2 separate regions of the Homo sapiens genome follow, and region 1 is linked to region 2. The links are chromatin loops, found by intact Hi-C in ENCODE. Cell type or tissue: CD4-positive, alpha-beta T cell. All regions are shown on one strand. Links, peaks and the distances in the headings refer to the core of each region. The heading gives the core; the rest is flanking DNA.

The links. Hi-C counts contacts between places; a loop is a spot of excess contacts. Peaks named below come from ENCODE experiments on the same cell type or tissue, not always from the same donor. Only the 100,000 strongest peaks of a DNase experiment are listed, where the experiment ranks them.
Region 1: a loop joins it to region 2, with 3 times the contacts of the local background. A loop is called at or near these places in 1 of 110 quality-filtered maps.

What each region holds. Positions count from the first base shown.
Region 1 is chr7:105,694,840-105,700,222 of GRCh38, reverse strand. All of the region lies in intron 3 of ATXN7L1 (ataxin 7 like 1), which reads left to right. Among named protein-coding and RNA genes, the nearest start is that of EFCAB10, 120 kb to the right of the region's middle. RefSeq lists a silencer at 3,007-3,301 and enhancers at 2,626-3,387, 4,152-4,915. In CD4-positive, alpha-beta T cell, for the core only: no CTCF peak of the experiment used is centred there; no DNase peak of the experiment used is centred there.
Region 2 is chr7:105,922,200-105,927,582 of GRCh38, reverse strand. No RefSeq gene overlaps it. Among named protein-coding and RNA genes, the nearest start is that of CDHR3, 38 kb to the left of the region's middle. In CD4-positive, alpha-beta T cell, for the core only: no CTCF peak of the experiment used is centred there; a DNase peak (open chromatin) is centred at 2,572.

The sequences.
Region 1 (5,383 bases), core at 305-5,304, 230 kb after region 2:
CCCTTGTCATTTTCTAGCACCACCAGCCCCAGTCATTGGAATATTCCTTTCACAAAAGAAAACATCGTGTGCACATGCAGGTGTTTACAGGTAGTGCATTCCATAATATCTCAGTATCATGAGCTCTGCCATTGAGTGAAGCTGCATGGGAACCCAGCCAGGAGCTCAGAGCGGCTCGGAGGGGCTCTGAGTCGCTGCTCCTCAGCTCCACGCCATGGTCCAGGGCACCTTCAGGCTGTCATTGAGAAACAGTTTACTCTCAGTTTATACATAATACCAGCAAACTTGATGGTCTGATTTCCAAGTTCAGGAAATTAGAACTCTAAGGAGGATTGTGGGGGCAGGCCTTCACATAAAAAGAAGTGACACCAGACTGCAGGAAAATACAGGTAAAAGCCAGAAAGCGGGGAAGCTGAAAGTCCTTGCATTCTTTCTCAGTGTTTGCAAACCATAGGCACCACCCATGATGATGGGGCAATCATCATGGTTTAGTGAATCCTGACCAACATTTTAAACAACAGAAGACAAGAGATCACAGTGCTTTTTAGGTAGTGAAGATAAGTATTATCTTTGGGAACTTGTGTCTCATCTACATATCTGCAATACTAGGTTGCACTGTAAAATTCATTTCTTAAGGTAAATTAGGGTCAAAAAGTTTGACAGCTGCAGTCGTAGGCTCTAAAGTCATAATTTTATAGCAATTAATGCTTGTAACAGTGACTTTGAGTTATCAAAAAAGGATCAAGTAACATTCAAAGTATACCACTTAAGAAATCAAAATACAGTGGAATGGCCGAGCATGATGGCTCATGCCTGTAATTCCAGCACTTTGGGAGGCTGAGGCAGGCAGATCACCTGAGGTCAGGAGTTTGAGACCAGCCTGGCCAACACGGCAAAATCCTGCCTCTACTAAAAATACAAAATTAGCTGGGCGTGATGGTGCATGCCTGTAATCCCAGCTAGTTGGGAGGCTGAGGAAGGAGAATCACTTGAACCTGGGAGGCAGAGATAGCAGTGAGCCGAGATTGCACAACTGTGCTCCAACCTGGGTGACAGAGCAAGGTTCCACCCCAAAAAGAAAAAAAAAAAGTACAGTGGAATGAAGATCTTTTGGAAAGAGCCCTGTTCCACTGTGGCTACAATCTTTTTAAAGATTTGGCATTATAAATTTTAAATGGAAAGGCTTTCTGCCTTCTCCCTAACTTGAACCACAAACAACTTTTTAGAAACACCAAATTTGATGCATATTTAATATAAAGATATTCACTTTCCAGATATGCCTAGTAAGGTATATATATATATCTTTTTAATTCAGATTAAGAGAGACTTCATTTGTTCATGCAAAACACGTATTTAAAACACATAGCAAAGTTTCTATGCTCTGGCTAGCATGCAAAGATAGCTGAGACTCAGAACCTGCCCTCAGGGAACTTCAGTCCAGTGGTCTGGATTCCAGTCAACCCACATCTAAGATCTTTATCATAAAGTCATCTTTCAAACTGTAATGCAGTACTGGCTAAGGCTGGCTGACATTGATACTCACTCTCCCCCAGAATCTGGTGTATGGCCAAGCACGGTGGCTCACGCCTTTAATCTCAGCACTTTGGGAGGCCGAGGCAGGCAGGTCACTTGACCCCAGGAGACGAGCATGAGCGGCATGGCAAAACTCCATCTCTACAAAAAATAAAAAATTAGCTAGGCATGGTGGTGCATGCCTGTGGTCCCAGCTACTCAGGAGGCTGAAGTGGGAGGATCACTTGAGCCCAGGAGGTCAAGGCTGCAGTGAGCAATGGTCACACCACAGCACTCTAGCCTGGGTGACAGAGCAAGACCCTGTCTCAAAAAATTTATTTTTAAAAAAGAAAAATCTAGCATATGTAGCCCCATCGATGCAAAACTGACATTGTGACATCAGTTACAATGTCTTGGTTTGTGGGTCCACATCACAAAGGATTAAGCCAAAATCTAGTTGCAGGTATGATCAGGCAAGACTGGCTTAGTCCCTGTGAATCCAGGTAACAGGGCACAAGTGAGGCGTGTTGAGCTGAGTGCGGACACGACTGGGAAGTCTGCATGGCAATGTCAGGCACTAGAGCCCAAGCATTGAAGCCAAGCCTGCAACCAATAGCCCCCACAGCTACCAACATGCTTTCCTTGCCTCTGTATCTCCCAAAAGCTCAGTCTCCATCCTGTGTTGGCTCCATCCTCTTCTTGGCCAGCTTTCCACATGTCCAGACCATGTATAAAGACAGTGCTCGTCCCTGCCCAGCTTCCTCTTCCACATATGGAGTCAGGCAGCTGCCTTCGCTCGGAGGAGTATAAACATCCAGGGCATGGGCACAGGGCCCCAGCTGTTGCAGGAAGTCAGGGACCCCAAACAGAGGGACCGGCTGAAGCCATGACAGAAGAACGTGGATTGTGAAGATTTTATGGACATTTATTACTTCCCCAAATTAATACTTTTGTAATTTCTTATGCCTGTCTTTACTGCAATCTCTAAACGTAAGTTGTGAAGATTTCATGGACACTTATCACTTCCCCAATCAATACCCTTGTGATTTCCTATGCCTGTCTTTGCTTTAATCTCTTAATCCTGTCAGCCGAGAAGGATGTATGTCGCCTCAGGACCCTGTAATAATTGCATTAACTGCACAAATTGTATAGCATGTGTGTTTGAGCAATATGAAATGTGGGCACCTTGAAAAAAGAACAGGATAACAGCAATTGTTCAGAGAGTAAGAGAGATAACCTTAAACTCTGACCGCAGGTGAGCCGGGCGGAACAGAGCCATATTTATCTTCTTTCAAAAGCAAATGGGAGAAATATCGCTGAATTCTTTTTCTCAGCATGGAACGTTCCTGAGAAAGAGAACGTGCACCTAGGGGGGTAGGTCTCTGAACTGGCCCCTCTGGGGCGTACCTGTCTCTTATGGTCGAGATTGCAGCGGTGAGATAGACTCCAGTCTCCCATAGCGCTCCCAGGCTTATTAGGAAGAGGAAATTCCCACCTAATAAATTTTGGTCAGACCGGTTGATCTCAAAACCCTGTCTCCTGATAAGATGTTATCAATGACAATAGTGCCCGAAACTTCATTAGCAATTTTAATTTTGCCTCGGTCCTGTGGTCCTGTGATCTCGCCCTGCCTCCACTTGTCTTGTGATATTCTATTACCCTGTTAAGTACTTGATGTCTGTCACCCACACCTATTCGCACAGTCCCTCCCCTTTTGAAAATCCCTAATAAAAACTTGCTGGTTTTTGTGGCGTGTGGGGCATCACGGATCCTACCAACGTGTGATGTCTCCCCCGGACGCCCAGCTTTAAAATTTCTCTCTTTTGTACTCTGTCCTTTTATTTCTCAAGCTGGCCGACACTTAGGAAAATAGAAAAGAACCTACGTGATTTTCGGGGCAGGTCCCCCATTACCCAGCTTCATCCTCCGTGGGGTGGATGTACTGAGCTCTCCAGCATTTTCCAAACTCCCTTCTCTGTCTGCATTAGCAAAACAGCGTTTGTCTGGTTTGTGGTGGAACTGCTTTGGTTAAGCATGCCAGTACTAATTACAACAGATTCCTGCTAATATTCCACATCTCTCCATTAGCGCATTTTAATGTGATATTACAAGTTCAGTGGCTAGGCCTCATGGACTTTCAGAAGTTCTGATTTTAAATAGCCTACCCTATCTTTCCTTATTATGCCAATGCTTGTCAAATCATGGGTCCTTCTTTTTTGGCTTAAAAAAAGTGGGGGTGGATGGGTGGGGCTCTATGATCAAAGAAGTCACATGTTACGTGGAAATATTCTCCTCACTTTATGTCTTGCAAGCAAACGAGTTTCCGTGCCAAGACTGTTCTGATTCACCTAGCACCCATATTCTTTCAGGCAGCATGGATGCAAATGTCCTCTGGTTACCAAAACCACCTGAAGAAACCCCCTTGAGAGTGAGTATTCACTAGCAGTGGGAAGCACTACATATACCTCCCGCCAAGCTGCAGAGCATTTCCAGTCAACAGGAGCACATAGATTTCATTAGTCTTCATGACCTTCATAACAGTCAACGTGAAGTCCACCTTGACACCCAACTTCCCTGACCTTCGGGTGTATGTTTTCTTGTGTTGTACTTTCAGGGAGAAAGAAGTGTGACAGGCAGATTTATAAGGGCGTGGCAGAACGTTCTGTAACTTCCTAACCATCAGCTCCTGACAGGCTCCCCTCTGCATTCTACATTCAATATCTTTGATCTTGGCCCCCCAAGCCTTCACTTCCTGACAAACACCTCTATTCATCCCTACCTGCAAACCTCCTGGCCATCTGCAGTAACCCACCACCCTGTCCCTCAGAGCAAATGCCCAACGCCTGCAGTGAACCTGCTCAGCCTGTATCACATAAAAGTAGTATCAGGCCAGATTAAGCTGTGCGTGTGTCCATTTGGCATGGGCAAAGGAACATGACAGTGGAAACCTACATTTGGTCCAATATTTTCAGTGACCTCTGTTGCAAAGAACTCAGCAAAGGCCTAACTTTGAAACACCTTTTAGAGAAGCGATCCCCCAAACCATGTGCTAAGCTAGATCCCCTCTACATGTGCAGTGGTGCACCGTGGATATACAAGCTTCATAATGTACAGCTGTCAGGCCTGCTGGGACATTCCACTTCGCTGCAACTTAGACTAGTATTTGGTAAGGAACCAGGGGTTGGCATTTAGGTGAACTGATCAAATCAAAGGATGGGGTGCAAACTGGATCAAGACGATTGTTTTCCATTGAAATAGTAGCTCTGGAGTGCAGATGTCCGAAGCTCCCCCCACACTGTGGAAAGGAACCCTTCTGTGTTAGGCACATTCACTATGAAACACTAGAAAAGCCATGAAGACAGGGAATGTTGAGAAAATTGAGGGCGATGTTGTGCTTTTATTTTATTTAATGTTTATTTATTTTGAGACGGAGTCTTGCTCTGTCACCCAGGCTGGAGCGCAGTGGTGTGATCTCGGCTCACTGCAACCTCTGCCTCCTGGATTCAAGCAATTCTCCTGCCTCAGCCTCCCGAGTAGCTGGGACTACAGGCACCGGCCACCACGCCCGGCTAATTTTTGTATTTTTAGTAGAGATGCAATGGTGTGATCTCGGCTCACTGCAACCTCCGCCTCCCAGATTCAAGCAATTCTCCTGCCTCAGCCTCCTGAGTAGCTGGGACTACAGGCACCGGCCACCACGCCCAACTAATTTTTGTATTTTTTGGAGAGACAGGTTTCAGCATGTTGGCTGGGCTGGTTTCGAACTCCTGACCTCAGGCAATCCACCGCCTCAGCCTTCCAAAGTGCTGGGATTACAGGTGTGAGCCACCGTGCCTGGCTGAGGTTGTGCTTTTAGAGTCAAACAACTCCA
Region 2 (5,383 bases), core at 223-5,222:
ACCAGAAACAAATGAGAGTTCCAGTTGGTCTGCATCCTTGCCAACATTTGGTGTTGTCATTTTTAAATTTTAGCCATGTTAGTAGGTTTTAATTCACATTTCCCTTATGACTACTGATGTTAAATGCCTTTTTATGTATTTACTGATCATTTACAAATTTTCCTTTGTGAAGTGCCTGTTCAAGCTTTTTGATCAATTTCTTCTTTTTATTACTCAATTGTAGCAATTGCTAATCTATACTGGTTATAAGTCCTTTGTCAGATATATGTGTAGCAAATATTTTCTGCCAGTCTGTGATTTGTTTCTTTTTCTTAACAGTAGCTTTTGATGAACAGGAATGTTTAATTTTGATGAAGCTCATTTTAATACTTTTTTCTTTTATGATTATATGGAGAACATAAACATGAGAGATTTTTTTATGATTAACTGGAAAACCATACCCTAGAGGTTTGATTTCTCCATTTTAATGTGCAGCCAGGGTTGAGAACCCCGTCCCTAAAACAAAATATGACTTAAGAAGCAGAGGGCTCTAAAAAAATGAAATTCTGGAAATACAGTAAGGCATAATCCAGATGAACACAAGGGAGGAGGTACTTAAACTCCTGAGCTGTGTGTCAGTGCAGGGAGCATTTCACTATGCAGGTAGAGGGGAGCACAGACAAAGGACAGTACAGGAGAGGCTGGGTCATGGTCACAGCTCTGACCTCAGGCCTGTGCAGTGCTCAGATAGCAAAACATGGACCTTGTAAAATTGTGTTTCAGGTAAGAAGATGAACAAAGGAAGGTGATGGCCTGGGGTAGATGGTGGAACAGATGATGACACTGCCCAGCTGCAATTTTACTCTAGCCTTGCCATCTGGAAGCAAAATCTCCAATATTAGTGGAGCAGAACACAGATGGTTAAGAGAGAACAGAAGCTAAAGATGGATGGACAGAGATTTAGGGAGCCCCGAGCAGCCCAAATGAGTTCAGGTCTCCAGGCCCCATGAATTACAGCCCAGGGAACAGGAAGACCTTTCAGAGGTAATTGAGGAATCACACCGTAATCTCTGAAAATCACTGAGCAAGGGAACAGTGCCAGAAAACTCAAGGTAAGAAAATGTTCCAGGTTTTTAAAATGGGGCTGTCAGAAACTGTCAGGCCACAGCAGTGTCCAGCATCTGCCCCAGGAATGTGGCCCTTGAAGCCTGGGCAGCCCCAGGCAGCTGTCCAGGAAGTTCAAACCCTCTCCAGCTGCAAATAAACAGCATTGACTACAAATCCCGTTGACATGCCTCTCCTCTCTGGGATAACGCTTGTGAACACATGCCCCACCCAGCCCTGCTTCACAACACTTGTAGCTTCTTTTACAATAGTCGTAATTCTGTCACTAATGATTATACTTATTGAGCACATACTATATGCTTGGCTAGTTATCTCTCAAATTCTAAAACTCTTGAGTCCTCAAGAATACACATTCAGCCCAGATCTCCAAAGGCCCCAGTTTGAAAATCACTGGATTAAAAGTTAAGAGTTGGTAAGCGGATTTTAAAAACTGCGATACATCCGGACAATAGAGTATCATTCAGTACTAGAAAGAAATGAGTTGCCAAGCCATGAAAAGACATGAAAAGACATGAAAGAAGCTTAAATGTGTACTACTAAGTGAAAGAAGCCAATCTGAAAGGCTACGTACTGTCTTTATTATCCCAACTGTATGACATTCTGGAAAAGGCAAAACGATGGAGACAGGAAAAAGATCAGTGGTTGCCAGGGATTGGGAGGGGGAAAGGATGAATAGACAGAGCACAGATAATTTTTGCAGCAGCACAACTACAGATACACCTTGTTTTATTGCACTTCACTTTATTTCCCTTTGCAGATATTGCATTTTTTCTTTAATGAAGGTTTGTGGCAACCTTGTGTTGAGCAAGACCTATCAGTGCAATTTTTCCAACAGCATGTGCTCACTTCATGTCTCTGGCTCACATTTTTGTAATTCTTGCAATATTTCAATATTATATCTGCTATGGTGATCTGTGATCAGTGGTCTTTGATGTTACTATTGTAATTGTTTGGGGGTGACACAAACTGCACCCATATAAAGTGTCAAACCTAATAAATAAATATATGTGTGTGCTTCCTGCTCCAGAAACCAGCCATTTTCCCATCTCTTTCCTCTCCTCAGGCCTCCCCATGCCCTGAGACACAAAAATATTGAAATTAGGCCAATTAATAACCCTATAATGGCCTCTAACTGTTCAAGTGGAAGGAAGAATCACACATCTCTCACTTTCAATCAAAAGCTAGAAATGACTAAGCTTAGTTGAGGAAGGCATGCCCAAAGCTGAAACAGGCCAAAAGCAGGGCCTCTTGCTCCTGTTAACCAAGTTGTAAATGCAAAAGAAAAGTTCTTAAAGGAAATTAAAATTGCTACTCCAGTAACCACACAAATCATAAGAAAGTGAAACAGCCTTGTTGTTGACATGAAGAAAGTTTTAGTGGTCTAAATAGATCAAACAAGCCACGACATTCTCTTAAGCCCAAAGCCTAATTCAGAGCAAGTCTCTTCAGTACAATGAAGACTGAGAGAGGTGAGGAAGCTGCAGAAGAGAAGTTTAAAGCCACCAGAGGGTGGTTCATGAGGTTTAAGGAAAGAAGTCATCTAGTTAACATAAAAGACATCTTTGTGCACATAAAAGTGCAAGATCCAGAATATCTAGCTAAGATCATTGATGAAGGTGGTTACATTAAACAACAGATTTTCAACTTAGACAAAACAGCTTTCTATTGGGAGAAGATGCCATCTAGATGCCACCTAGAACTTGTATAGCTAGAAAGGAGAAGTCAATACCTGGCTTCAGACTTCAAAGAACAGACTGACTCTCTTGTTATAGGCTAAGGCAACTGGTGACTTTAAGTTGACGCCAATGTTCATTCACTATTTAAAAAATCCTAGGGATCTTCAGAATTAGGCTAAATCTGCTTTGTGCTCTATAAATGGAATAACAAAGCCTAGATGACAGCACACCTTTTTACAGCATGGTTTTACTGAATATTTTAAGTCCACTGTTGAGACCTACTCAGAAAAAAAGATTCCTTTCAAAATATTACTGTTCATTGACAATGCACTGGTTACGTAAGAGCTCTGATGGAGATGTGTAAGGAGATTAATGATGTTTTCATACTTGCTAACACAACATTCATTCTGCAGCCCATGGATCAATATATAATTTCAACTTTCAAGTTTTACTATTTAAGAAATATAATACATTTCATAAAGCTACAGCTGTCATAGACAGTGATTCCTCTAATGGATCTAGACAAGGTAAATTGAACACCTTCTGGAGATGATAACAATAGTTATGAGCTAAAAAAATCACCAAAAAATCTCATAATGTTTTAAGAAAGTTTACAAATTTGTGCTGGGCCACATTCAAAGCCATCCTGGGCCACATGGAGCCTGTGGGCCATGGGTTGGACAAGCTTGATCTAGGCTCTTCTTAGCTTGGTTTTGTTTGTGTGCTTCTCCATTCATTCCAGCTGTGTTGCTGCCAGAACCCCTGACCTACCCTCAGCCCAGTCCTCAGTCTTAATTCCTATCCCTGCTCACCCAGTTCTTGCCAACCTTATTCTAGCTAGTTATCCTCCTAACCAGCATTATGGGTACCTCCAGCTTTGATTCCACCCCTACCTGTGTACCCAGCTACACTCAGCCAGGCCTTACTCAGCCCAGCCCAGAAGAATAAGTCAGGGCCCTGTCCTAGTATAATTCCGAGTCACAACAGTTTGAGCCATGAAACAGAAAAACCCATGACTCCTTCTGCTGCTGCTGGAGGAAACCATGTCTTCTCAGGGAAAATTTGTCAGCTACCCAGTGGGAGTGAGAATCGCCAGGCAGAGCTCCAGGGATCTTCGTGGCAGTCGTTACATCTTCTGTCTATGAAAGTGAAGCAATGCCTTCCAGAAATCAGGTGGATGCTATGGCATAGTAAAAATAAGAGGCCATTAACTGAGCTCCATGTCCCCAAGTCCCAGTGACAGTCTACTTAGGGGCCTCGGAGAACCTGGGAAGGGTCGAGGCATTCTCATTTGAGTCAAGGCTAACACCATGAATGCCAAGGCCATTAATGATTCTATATTTGAGAGCATGTTCAGTCCTCAGAAGCTGTGATCCTGATTTCCTTCTCCCCGATGAGCATTTCCACCAGCCTCACAATTATACCTCTGAGCTGGTGCAGGGCTACTGATCCCATGGTACGCACCCATCACCCCCACCCCCCTGATGCCCCGCATCAAAGAGTTCATCCAGACCAAGTTTTTAGCCATAGTTTATTATCCATTCATCTCCTTCAGTCCCCTCTGAAAAAATAAAACCACGGAGGTGAAGCTGTAAAATGGCTAGAAGGCTTTCAATGATACAGTCATGCATGACTGCTGCTCATTCTTAGCATGTTCTCTACTGGATTCACCTGCAAAGGCCCTACAATTGCCCAGATACATAACAGGCAGAAGAAGAGAATAACACTCTGGGCTCAGCCTAGTCACGAAGCAAGGTTTCTATGTTTGGCAAATAACAGTTTTATTACAATTTGGCTTCATACATAATTATCCACAGTTAAGAATGCACCAATTTGTGATCATGAATATTTCATCCTTGTGACAGTTGTATTTTCAAAATAAATTATTTAGTCATCCTCCACTGTATAAAAGGTGTATTCATTTCCCATTGCTACTGTTACAATTCCCACAAACTTAGCATGTTCAACAACATATAGTTATTATCTTAGAGTTCTATAGGTCAGAAGCCCAATACAGGTCTCACCAGGTTAAAATCAAGGTGTAGACAGGGATGTATGCATTTTGGTAGCTCTGCAGAGAATACGTTTCCTTCTCTTTCCCAGCTTCTAGAGCCTGCCTGCATTCTTCGGCTTGTGGTCTCTTCCTCTATCTTCAAAGCCAACAATGTTGAATCTCTCTGACCGTTCTTACATTGGTTGCGTTTTTCTCTGTGACCACAGCAGGGAAAAGTTCTCCACTTTTAAGAACTTGTGTGATTACATGAGTCCCACTGGGATTATCCAGGATAGTCTCCCCATCTCAAAATCCTTCACTTATTCACATCTGCAAATCCCCTTTGTCATGTAAGGTAATGTATTCCCAAATTCCGGGGATTAGGAAGTGAATATCTTTGGGAGGTCATTTGCCTACTGCAAAATTAAAGGATAATCTTAACACCATTCATACTTTAAGTGCCTCTCATAATGCCAGGGCTTGTGAATTAGAGTTTATGAGACTGGTATCATATATCTCAATTTTTTAAGGGAAAGACCATCTTTCACCTATTAGGCTTATCATCAGCACAGAACCAATTATTTGTCAAAGAGTATTTGCTGAAGCCTAC